Linked DNA regions of Homo sapiens: region 1 is linked to region 2. Evidence: chromatin contacts called from ENCODE Hi-C or POLR2A ChIA-PET data. All regions are on one chromosome and are shown on one strand. Each heading gives the region's core, a stretch centred on a gene start or an enhancer-like site at or near the end of the contact. The rest is flanking DNA. Distances are from core to core; before and after follow the strand shown.

The links. A loop is a pair of places that touch in the nucleus more often than their neighbours do. ChIA-PET counts read pairs that join two places held with the same protein, here RNA polymerase II (POLR2A). Pooled maps may share reads with other maps.
Region 1: a pooled map shows a loop between it and region 2 (5-fold over the local background). The contact joins two enhancer-like sites. A Hi-C loop is called at or near these places in 8 of 168 maps with a recorded cell type or tissue (B cell, Caco-2, GM12878 and 4 more), 17 of 37 single-sample maps with no recorded cell type and 14 of 50 pooled maps. POLR2A ChIA-PET finds 5 or more read pairs at or near these places in 9 of 52 experiments (A673, AG04449, BJ and 4 more).

The regions. Positions count from the first base shown.
Region 1 is chr17:38,506,494-38,511,173 of GRCh38, forward strand. It overlaps ARHGAP23 (Rho GTPase activating protein 23), which reads left to right. Exons shown (of 24, transcript NM_001199417.2): 24 at 3,451-4,680. The coding sequence ends at 4,479. Among named protein-coding and RNA genes, the nearest start is that of ARHGAP23, 80 kb to the left of the region's middle. RefSeq lists enhancers at 2,263-3,090, 3,091-3,907. Within about 2 kb of position 3,315, at least 3 of the 41 ENCODE cell types and tissues checked have a DNase peak (open chromatin) inside an H3K27ac peak, as active enhancers do.
Region 2 is chr17:38,442,013-38,446,842 of GRCh38, forward strand. All of the region lies in intron 1 of ARHGAP23 (Rho GTPase activating protein 23), which reads left to right. Among named protein-coding and RNA genes, the nearest start is that of ARHGAP23, 16 kb to the left of the region's middle. Within about 2 kb of position 2,284, at least 3 of the 41 ENCODE cell types and tissues checked have a DNase peak (open chromatin) inside an H3K27ac peak, as active enhancers do.

The DNA of each region.
Region 1 (4,680 bases), core at 2,065-4,564, 66 kb after region 2:
AACAGAAATTGATTTTCTCACAGTTCTACAGGTTAGAAGTCCAAGATCAAGGTGCCAGTGTGGCTCATTTCTGGTGAGGGTTCCCTGCCTGTCTTGTAGATGGTAGATGGCCACCTTCTCACACTGTGTCCTTACAAGGCAAGGCAGAAAGAAAAGAGAGCGCAAGAGAGCCCAAGCCCTCTGGTGTCCCTTCTAATAACCGCACTAATCCCATCAAAAGGTCCCACCTTCACCTAAACCTAATTATCTCTCAAAGGCTCCACCTCCAAACTGGGGGTTAGGGCTTCCACATGTGAGTTTGGGAGGTACACGATTTAGTCCATAGCAGTGAGTGAAACCAGCTGATGACTGGCTGGTGGAACTGGGCTCATTTCTGTCTGGGTCTCTGAGCACTGCACTGGCCAGGTTTGTAAGCCCACTCCACAGCCATGTGCTTGACACCTGGCAGGTGCTCCGTGTGTGTCGGATGAATACACTGGACAAAAGAAAAAAAGGCTGTGGGCGCAGTGGCTGATGCCTGTAATAATCCCAGCACTTTGGAAGGCCAAGGTGGGAGGATCACTTGAGGCCAGGAGTTCAAGACCAGCCTAGCCAACATGGTGAAACCCCGTCTCTACTAAAAATACAAAAATTAGCCAGGTGTGGTGGTGTATGCCTGTAATCCCAGCTACTCGGGAGGCTGAGTCATGAGAATTGCTTGAACCCGGGAAGCAGAGGTTACAGTGAACCGAGATTGCGCCACCTACACTCCAGCCTGGGTGACAGAGGGAGACTCCGTCTCAAAATAATAATAATAATAATAATAATAATAATGCTCTAGCCTGGTGCAAGGGTCCCCTGTAAGCTCTGCATGGAGCCCCTGCCTGCACCTGGACACCTCTGGTGACAGAGACCTCCATCATAAGATTGCTGTGACAGGGAGAAAGTTCATTATAGTGACCTACATCCAGGTCCTTGTCACTTCCGTCCATTGCTCCTGCTGGCCCCCTGCTTTCCTGCAGTATATCCTGGATTAACTCCCTGATCTCTCTGTGAATCTGCTGACCTCTGCATTCCTTGGAAGAGAAATCAGTCTGACCTCGTTGCTTCTGGAACCAGCTGGGATGAGAGGGTAGTTTGATCAGGTGATCCTAGCGGCCTCTTAAGTCTCTCAGAGAGCACTGGCCAGGAAAGAAAGCAGTACTGGCCACCATATGCTCCAGGCTGATCCTAGCAGTGCAACCACATTGCACAACTCCAGGGGGTGCCTTCTGGTGTTGTGCATTGTGGGCAACCATGGCCCAGGAGCCACATGCCTGTGACTCCTGAGTCCCTGACATGCTCTGGTTTTCTCAGAACTAATTAATGTGAGAGCAAGGACAGTGGCTGCAGTGGCCACAAGAGGCATCTGGGTCTCCATTCATTATTACACCATGGCTGAAACAAGAGGTGGTCTGTGAGGAGGGGTTGAAAGGGCAGCGTGACCTTGTCAGGTCATTCCAGCCCAAGACAGGAACCAGTCCCAGCGTCTGCTTCTACAAGGCTTCCTGTGTTAAGGGGACTTCATTCACCAATTGTTTGTTCATTTCATGTTTATTGAGCACCTGTTATGTGCCATGCAGAAACAACCAAGTCACAGCCTTTGCTCTTAAGGAGCTCAGAGTTTGATGAGGCTGATGTGAGAAGAGCTAGGAGCATAGTGAGATGACAGGAACATAGAGAAGTGATCTCCCATCTCAGGCAAAGGGAGGGCTGGGAAGTGGCTGTACAGAGGAAGCCATGTTCGAGCTGGGCCTTGTAGGGTGAGTAGGAGCTCATCCAGCAAATAGGGCAGGGGGACATTAAGGGCTGGCAGCAATGTAACAGTGTAGGTCACATCAAAGGAAGGGTTGGTAGGGCTGTATTTCCACAGTGAGGGCTGTGTTGGGGTTGGGGTCAGGGCAGAGCAGGGCAGTAGGCTGGGAAAGTTGGGGCTGGGTTATGAAGAGCCCCATGTGCTGAACTGGGGAACTTGTGCTTTATCCTGGTGGGTGCTGGGGCATGCAAGCTTCTGAGCAAAGCTGGGTGAGGATCAGATTCCTGCTTCAGAATGGTGGCTCTGGAGGAGAGACCCGGGCTGGGGCAAGGGTGGAGGCAGGAAACCCTATTAGGAGGGGCAGGAGGGCCCAGAGAGGGCAGAATGAGGGCCTGCCGGAGGAGGAGGAGGAGTTGGCTTTGGGAGCCATTTCAAAAGAATCCAGGACTTGGCTGTGGGTGGAGGAGAGAGGGAGGAGTCACAAGACCGCCCTAAGGTGAGCAGTGTGAATGGAGGCAGTTTGGGGCAGGGGTAGGTAGGATGCTGTGGTTCCGGATAGGTGAGTTTTAAGAGCCTACAGACACCCAGGTAGAAATGGATTCTCAATGGGAAGAAGAGTCCCGGAGCTCAAGTGAGTGTGGTGTTGGACAGGGAGGCCTGGATAGCAGCGCTGCTTGGGAATGGTATTTTCTAGGGAACACGAACAGAGAAGGCAAAGGGGCCAAAAACAGTCCTGGGAACACTGAGTCTCAGTGGGGAAGGCAGGGGAAGGCAGGGGCGGGGCGGGGGGCGGGCAAGAAGAACCTCCCAAGAGGCAGAGGAGAGGCCAGAAGGGCGGATGAAAACCAGCTTCCAGAAGGCCATGGGCGGCAGCATGGGCCCTCCTGGGAAAGTGTGAAAGGCCAAGGCCCCAAAACACCACAGGGTGTAGCAGTGAGGGCTGGTTCAGGTGAGAACAGCGGCATGAAGTTGCCCAACTTGGGGTTGGAAATCACAGTTTGGGAGCGGCTCCAATCCAAACCATGACACCATACGGGATCTTTCAGCCACTTGCAGGGGCGGAGCTGGCGGCGGGATTGACCTGGGATTGGGGATTGGCGGGGTGGGGAGCTGGTGGGGTCCGGCGGAAAGGGGAGGACGTGAACTTGGGCGGGTTGCCCTGGAGAGGCCTGTAGATGCTGGGCAGGTGGGAAGGCAGGTTTCCAGGTGGCAGCGGGTGGAGAGGAGGTGGGGGACTTGTGGTCAGAGAGCGCCCCTGGCGGGGATTTGGGGATCAGCATGCAGGAAGCTCTGGTGATGACACCCCAGGGGCGTGTGTGAAACGGATTCAGGCTGCCAAGCGTTATTCACTGTGGAGAGATTGTCATCACCAGAGCCGTGTCTAAAGGATTTAGCCAGGGCTGGATACGGAAAACAGAATGGAAGGGGGCTTTGGGAGACCAGCCCACCTCACAAGAAAGAGCTGAGAGCCTAGATTTGGGCCAGCGGGGGTAGTCTCTGGACGGAGGGCGGCACGGGGCTGGAGGAGGAGCGTTTTATGATGCGGCCGTGGGTGCTGGCCTTGGCTGGGGCTTGTGGCGACTGGGTGCCGTGACGTGGGGGTGGACCGGGTAGAGCGGGGTCGGCAGGGGGCCGAGTCCGGGCGCCCCCCGCATCCTGACCTGTCTCCCACACAGGGTTCGTGGGCCCCCAAGAAGGAGCCGTACGCCCGGGAGATGCTGGCGATCTCCTTCATCTCGGCCGTCAACCGCAAGCGCAAGAAGCGGCGGGAGGCGCGGGGGCTGGGCAGCAGCACCGACGACGACTCGGAGCAGGAGGCGCACAAGCCTGGGGCGGGGGCCACAGCGCCGGGGACTCAGGAGCGGCCGCAGGGGCCGCTGCCTGGCGCCGTCGCCCCCGAGGCCCCCGGACGCCTCAGTCCCCCGGCGGCGCCGGAGGAGCGGCCGGCCGCGGACACGCGCTCCATTGTGTCGGGCTACTCCACCCTGTCCACCATGGACCGCAGCGTGTGCTCGGGCGCTAGCGGTCGGCGGGCAGGGGCGGGGGATGAGGCGGACGACGAGCGTAGCGAGCTGAGCCACGTGGAGACGGACACTGAGGGCGCGGCGGGCGCGGGGCCTGGGGGGCGCCTGACACGCCGGCCGTCCTTCAGCTCGCACCACCTCATGCCCTGCGACACTCTGGCGCGCCGCCGCCTGGCCCGGGGCCGCCCAGACGGCGAGGGCGCGGGCCGGGGCGGTCCCCGCGCCCCGGAGCCGCCCGGCTCGGCGTCGTCCAGCAGCCAGGAGTCGCTGCGGCCCCCGGCGGCGGCGCTGGCCTCCCGGCCCTCGCGCATGGAGGCGCTGCGTCTAAGGCTCCGCGGCACGGCGGACGACATGCTCGCCGTGCGCCTGCGGCGGCCGCTGTCGCCCGAGACCCGGCGGCGCCGGAGCAGCTGGCGCCGCCACACCGTGGTGGTGCAGAGCCCGCTGACTGACCTCAACTTCAACGAGTGGAAGGAGCTGGGCGGAGGGGGCCCCCCGGAGCCTGCGGGCGCGCGGGCGCACAGTGACAACAAGGACTCCGGACTCAGCAGCCTGGAGTCCACCAAGGCGCGGGCCCCGTCGTCCGCTGCCTCGCAGCCGCCCGCGCCCGGGGACACGGGGTCCCTGCAGAGCCAGCCCCCGCGCCGCTCGGCCGCCTCCCGCCTGCATCAGTGTCTGTGATCCCCACCTCCCGCGCCGCTCGGGCGCCACCCCTCCCTAGAGCCCCTTTGGAACCAGGAGGCTTCACCAGCCTGCACCTCCTCTTCTGTGGCCCCTGGGTGCATGGTGTGGGTGGAGGGCGCAGCAGGCAGTGTCTCTAGTTGGTGTGCTGGAACTGGCAGGGCAGAGGAGAAGGCTGGGGCCGGACTAATTGAATGGAAG
Region 2 (4,830 bases), core at 1,034-3,533:
GTGGCACAACCATGGCTCACTGCAGCCTTGAACTCTTGGCTCAAGCAATCCTCCCACCTCAGCCTCCCAAGTAGCTGGGACTACAGGCGTGCCCCACGGCACCTGGCTAATTTTTACTATTATTTTTGTGGAGATGGGGTCTTACTATGTTGACCAGGCTGGTCTCAAACTCCTGGGCTCAAGGGATCCTCCTGCCTCTGTCTCCCCAAGTTCTGTGATTACAGGCATGAGCCACCATGCCCGGCCCCCCTTTCTTCCTTATTCCAGCACCCCCGACTTCTGGATCTGGTTCCCTCTGAGGAAGGGGTGGGGATATAAAAAGCCCCTGCCTCTGCCAGACCCCTCCTGGGGACAGGGTTCTGGTTACCTCTAACTCTCTGAGGAAAGGCTCATTCATTCTCCAACATTTAGAAACAGTGTGCAGAGCACCCACCCTGGGCCAGGAACCAGGGATTTGACCACCAGCAAAGCAGACATGGTCCTTGCCTTCCAGGACCTACAGCCCTGTGGGGAGATGTTGGTCAAAATAAGCTCATAAATAAGTAGACACTGACAAGAGGGTGCACAGGTAACTGACCTGGTCTGGGGCCAGAGGAGGTGTGCCTGGGGAAGTGACATTTTTGTTAAGAGCAACAGGGTGGGTAGGAGTGAATCAGGGCATGGGTTGCATTCCAGAAACAGCATGTGCAAAGGACCCGAGGCTGGAAGGGTGCCTGGTCCTCACAGGAGGTGGAAGGAGGCCAGGGTGGCCAGAGCACAGAGGAAGAGGGTGTGGTGAGTGTGGGGGCCAAGGCGCGTCCCACAGGGCCTGGTGGTCATAATATTAAAATAATCAATCTGGACTGTCAGATGCCAGAGAGGTGACTGCCGCTTGGAGCAGGGCAATGGTGTAATGAAGTGAGCAGACTCCAGAGACATCTAGGAAGCAGAGTCTACTCCGATGGGGGGATGGAGCGCTGGGGCCATAATACCTGATTCTTGGTTCTCAGCAACTTTTTCAGGCTGCTATCTCTGTCTTTATTTTATAGCTGAAGAAATAAGGAAACTTGAGTGACCTTGAGTGATGATCTTGAGGTCACACAGCCAGAAAAGGGCCAGGGCCAGTACCAATGGCAAGTGTGGCCTTTTCTCTGTGTTAGCCTTCTTGATGCCAGGACAGTGGTCACTTTCTCACCATCCTCCCTGTCCCCAAGCCTCGGTGCCCCTGCAGGTCACCCAGCATTCCCTGCCTAGCACCCAACCCGGTGGAGAGCCAGGAGTTGCAGGTGGTGGGTGCTGGGTGCTACCTTCATTTCCAGAGGTTGGTTAAATGAGTTAGCGCATCTAACAGCAGCTGCCTGGGGCATAGTAAGCACTCAGCAAGTATTCTTGACTGTGTGGCTGTTATCCTGTCCCCAAATGTGGGGCCAGGCAAACTGGCAGGGGGAGGCGGGAGGAGGATCTGGAGTGAGGATGATGCCATCTGTCTTCTTCTGACCAGAGAGCCCAGCCCAGGGGGCTCCCTCATGGTAGTGACCCAGGGGAGGCTGTTTGTCCCTGCAGAGCCACTGTCCCTGCCACCTGTCCAGCTGCCTCTGGGCATCACAGACTGGATTAGGGAGTGGTTCAGTTCATAGGCAGGGCCACATGTGTGAAGGGGAAGGCAGGGGTAACCGGGAGGGATGGGCAGGGCTGGGGTGAGGGGGTGGGTGGTTTCAGGGGTGGGGCTGACAGCCTCTCCCTGAAGGGAGCCCCATGTGCCCCCGGGAGACTTTCGGAATCTGCTGAGACCTGCCCTGGGAGGGGACATGGTCTTAGCTTGACTGGGACCCAGCTCTTGCCTGAAGGAAACCAGTGTGTGCACCTGTTACCTCTGCCCAGGCTGTCAGACAACAGGAAGCACTCCTGGGGGGCGGGGGGCAGGCGGAGTCACACCTAGAGCTTTCCCCTAGTCTCCTCTGAAATGCACTGTCCAGCGTGAGACCAGGGGATGGATCTGCTGACCTTAGAGAAGAGTCATTGCAGGCATTCCCCTGCCTCTAGGAATGACTGCTCCAGTCTAGTCTGAAAAGGGGCTCTGGCCTCTCTCCTTGACCAAAGGGAGACCCCGAGATTCCACAGTTGCTCTGTCCTTCTGCAGGAGATTCTTCTCCTTTGTAGGAGATGGGGAGGGGAAGATCCCAGGGCAGGTTGGAGCTGAGGGGCCTGGGGAGCGAGGTTGAGGGAATGAGGACCCTTCTGCTCGCTCTGGGTTGTCAAGGAGACGAGGCATGCCAGCGCTGGGCCAGCAGGGGGCTCTGCTGGCCACGGGACCTGCCTGCCAGGCAGCCGAGATGTGCACCCTTCATTGTGCGGGCTCATTTCCAGGAGTGCCTGAGAGGACGCGGCGGTGTCTCTGTGGGCACACCCTTGTGTGTATGTTACAGGTGGGTGTGAGCGTGTGGCGCGTTGGAATGGGCATGTGTGTGCTTGGTGGGTTTGAGGGCCCCCACACTGAGCCAGGTTTCTGCCAAGAAAACTCTTCCAAGTTCCTGCCGGCAGCCTTGGAAGAGTTTGTGCATGACTGGGGATGGCAGCCTCTGTGGATGGCAGGCCCCCATCAACGCCAAGGACCTGATGCGTGCCAGGTTCAGGCTGGGCGATCCCCCTGTGCGGGGACCTCTAGGGCTCCAAAGATGACAGTAGAGACTCTGAGGAGGTGCAGTGGAGAAGGGACGGCAGGGAAAGGTCTTCCAGGCAGGAGGTGCCCAGCTCCTGGGCAACCTCTGTGGGCAGAGACTTCTCCTGGGCACCAAGGAGAGACCTGTTCATTTGTTTCATCTTTCAACATTTTTTTTTTTTTTGAGACAGAGTTTTGCTCTTGCCGTCCAGGCTGGAGTGCAATGGCGTGATCTCGGCTCACTGCAACCTCCACCTCCTGGGTTCAAGCAATTCTCCTACCTCAGCCTCCAGAGTAGCTGGGATTACAGGCACCTGACATCACGCCCAGCTAATTTTTGTATTTTTAGTAGAGATGGGGTTTCACCATGTTGGCAAGGCTGGTCTCAAACTCCTGACCTCAGGTGATCCAACTGCCTCGGCCTTCCAAAGTGCTGGGATTACAGGCCTGAGCCACCGTGCCTGGCCTTTTATTTTGTGTGTGTGTTTGATTTCTGACTTGGCCTTTTTAAAAAAATCACAAAATATATAATACGGCCGGGTGCTGTGGCTCACGCCTGTAATCCCAGCACTTTGGGAAGCCGAGGTGGGCAGATCACGAGATCAGGAGATCGAGACCATCCTGGCTAACACAGTGAAACCCTGTCTCTACTTAAAAAAAAAAAAAAAAAAAAAAAGATAGCTGGGCATGGTGGCTCGCATCTGTAGTCCCAGCTACTCAGGAGGCTGAGGCAGGAGAATCGCTTGAACCGGGGAGGCAGAGGTTGCAGTGAGCTGAGAGCACGCCATTGCACTCCACACTCCAGCCTGAGCAACAAGAGCGAAACTCCATCTGAAAAAATATATATATATAAAACAAAATTTATAATTTTAACCATTTTTAACTGTAAAGTGGCATTAAGTACATCCATATTATTGTGTTATCACCATAAGTGGTGATATTCCACTATCACCGTAAGTGGAATAATATAATATTTATTCATTCATTCCTTTTTTTTTTTTTGAGACAGGGTCTTGCTTTGTCACCCAGGCTGGAGTGCAGTGGTGTGATCACGGCTCACTGCAGCCTTGACGCCCTGGGCTCAAGGGATCCTCCCATCTCAGCTTCCTGAGGAGCTGGGATTATAGGTGCATGCTACCACGCTCTGCTATTTTTTTATTTTTTGTAGAGACAGGGTTTCACCGTGTCGTCCAGGCTGGCCCTGGACTCCTGACCTCAAGTGATTCTCCCACCTCAGCCTCCCAAAGTGCTGGGAATACAGGTGCTGGGATTACAGATGTGAGCCACCAAGCCCAGCCAATATTAATCCTTTCACTTAGCATAATGTCTTCAAGGTTCATCCACATTGTAGCATGTGTCAAATATCTTTCTTTTTTTTTTTTTTTTGAGACAAGGTCTGGCTCCCCTAGGCTGAGGTGTAGTGGCGCGATTTCAGCTCATTGTAACCTCCATCTCCTGTGCTCAAGCCATCCTCCCACCTTAGCCTCCCAAGCAGCTGGGACTACATGTATGTGCCACCACACCTGGCTAATTTTTTTTTTTTTTTTTTTTTTTGGTAGAGATGTTGTTTCACCATGTTGCCCGGGCTGGTCTAGAACTCCTGGGTTCAAGTAATCCTCCCACCTCAGCCTCCCAAAGTGCTGGGATTACAGGTGTAAGCCACCCCGCCTGGCCTTCACTTATTTTAAAAGGCTAAATAATACAATTATTATTATTCATATCATGTATGTATTATATGTAATACAATAATACAGACAATTTCATTGTATAGATATACCTCATTTTATTTGTCCATTCATCCGTAGATGGACACTTGGGTTGCTTCCATTTCTTGGCTGTTGTGAATAACACTGCTACAAACATGGGTGTACAAACATTTCTTCTAATCCCTGCTTTCAGTTGTTGTGGATATATACCCAGAAGTGGAATTACTGGATCATATGGTAATTCTGTGTTTAATTTTTTTTTTTTTTTTTTTGAGACGGAGTTTCACTTTTGTTGCCCAGGCTGGAGTGCAACGGCGCGCTCTTGGCTCACTGCAACCTCCGCCTCCCTGGTTCAAGCGATTCTCCTGCCTTAGCCTCCTGTCCATGTTTAATTTTTTGAGAAACTGCCATACTGATTTCCATAGCAACTCCACCATTTTATTTATTTATTTTTTATTGCTTTTTTAGAGAGGGAGTCTTCCTCTG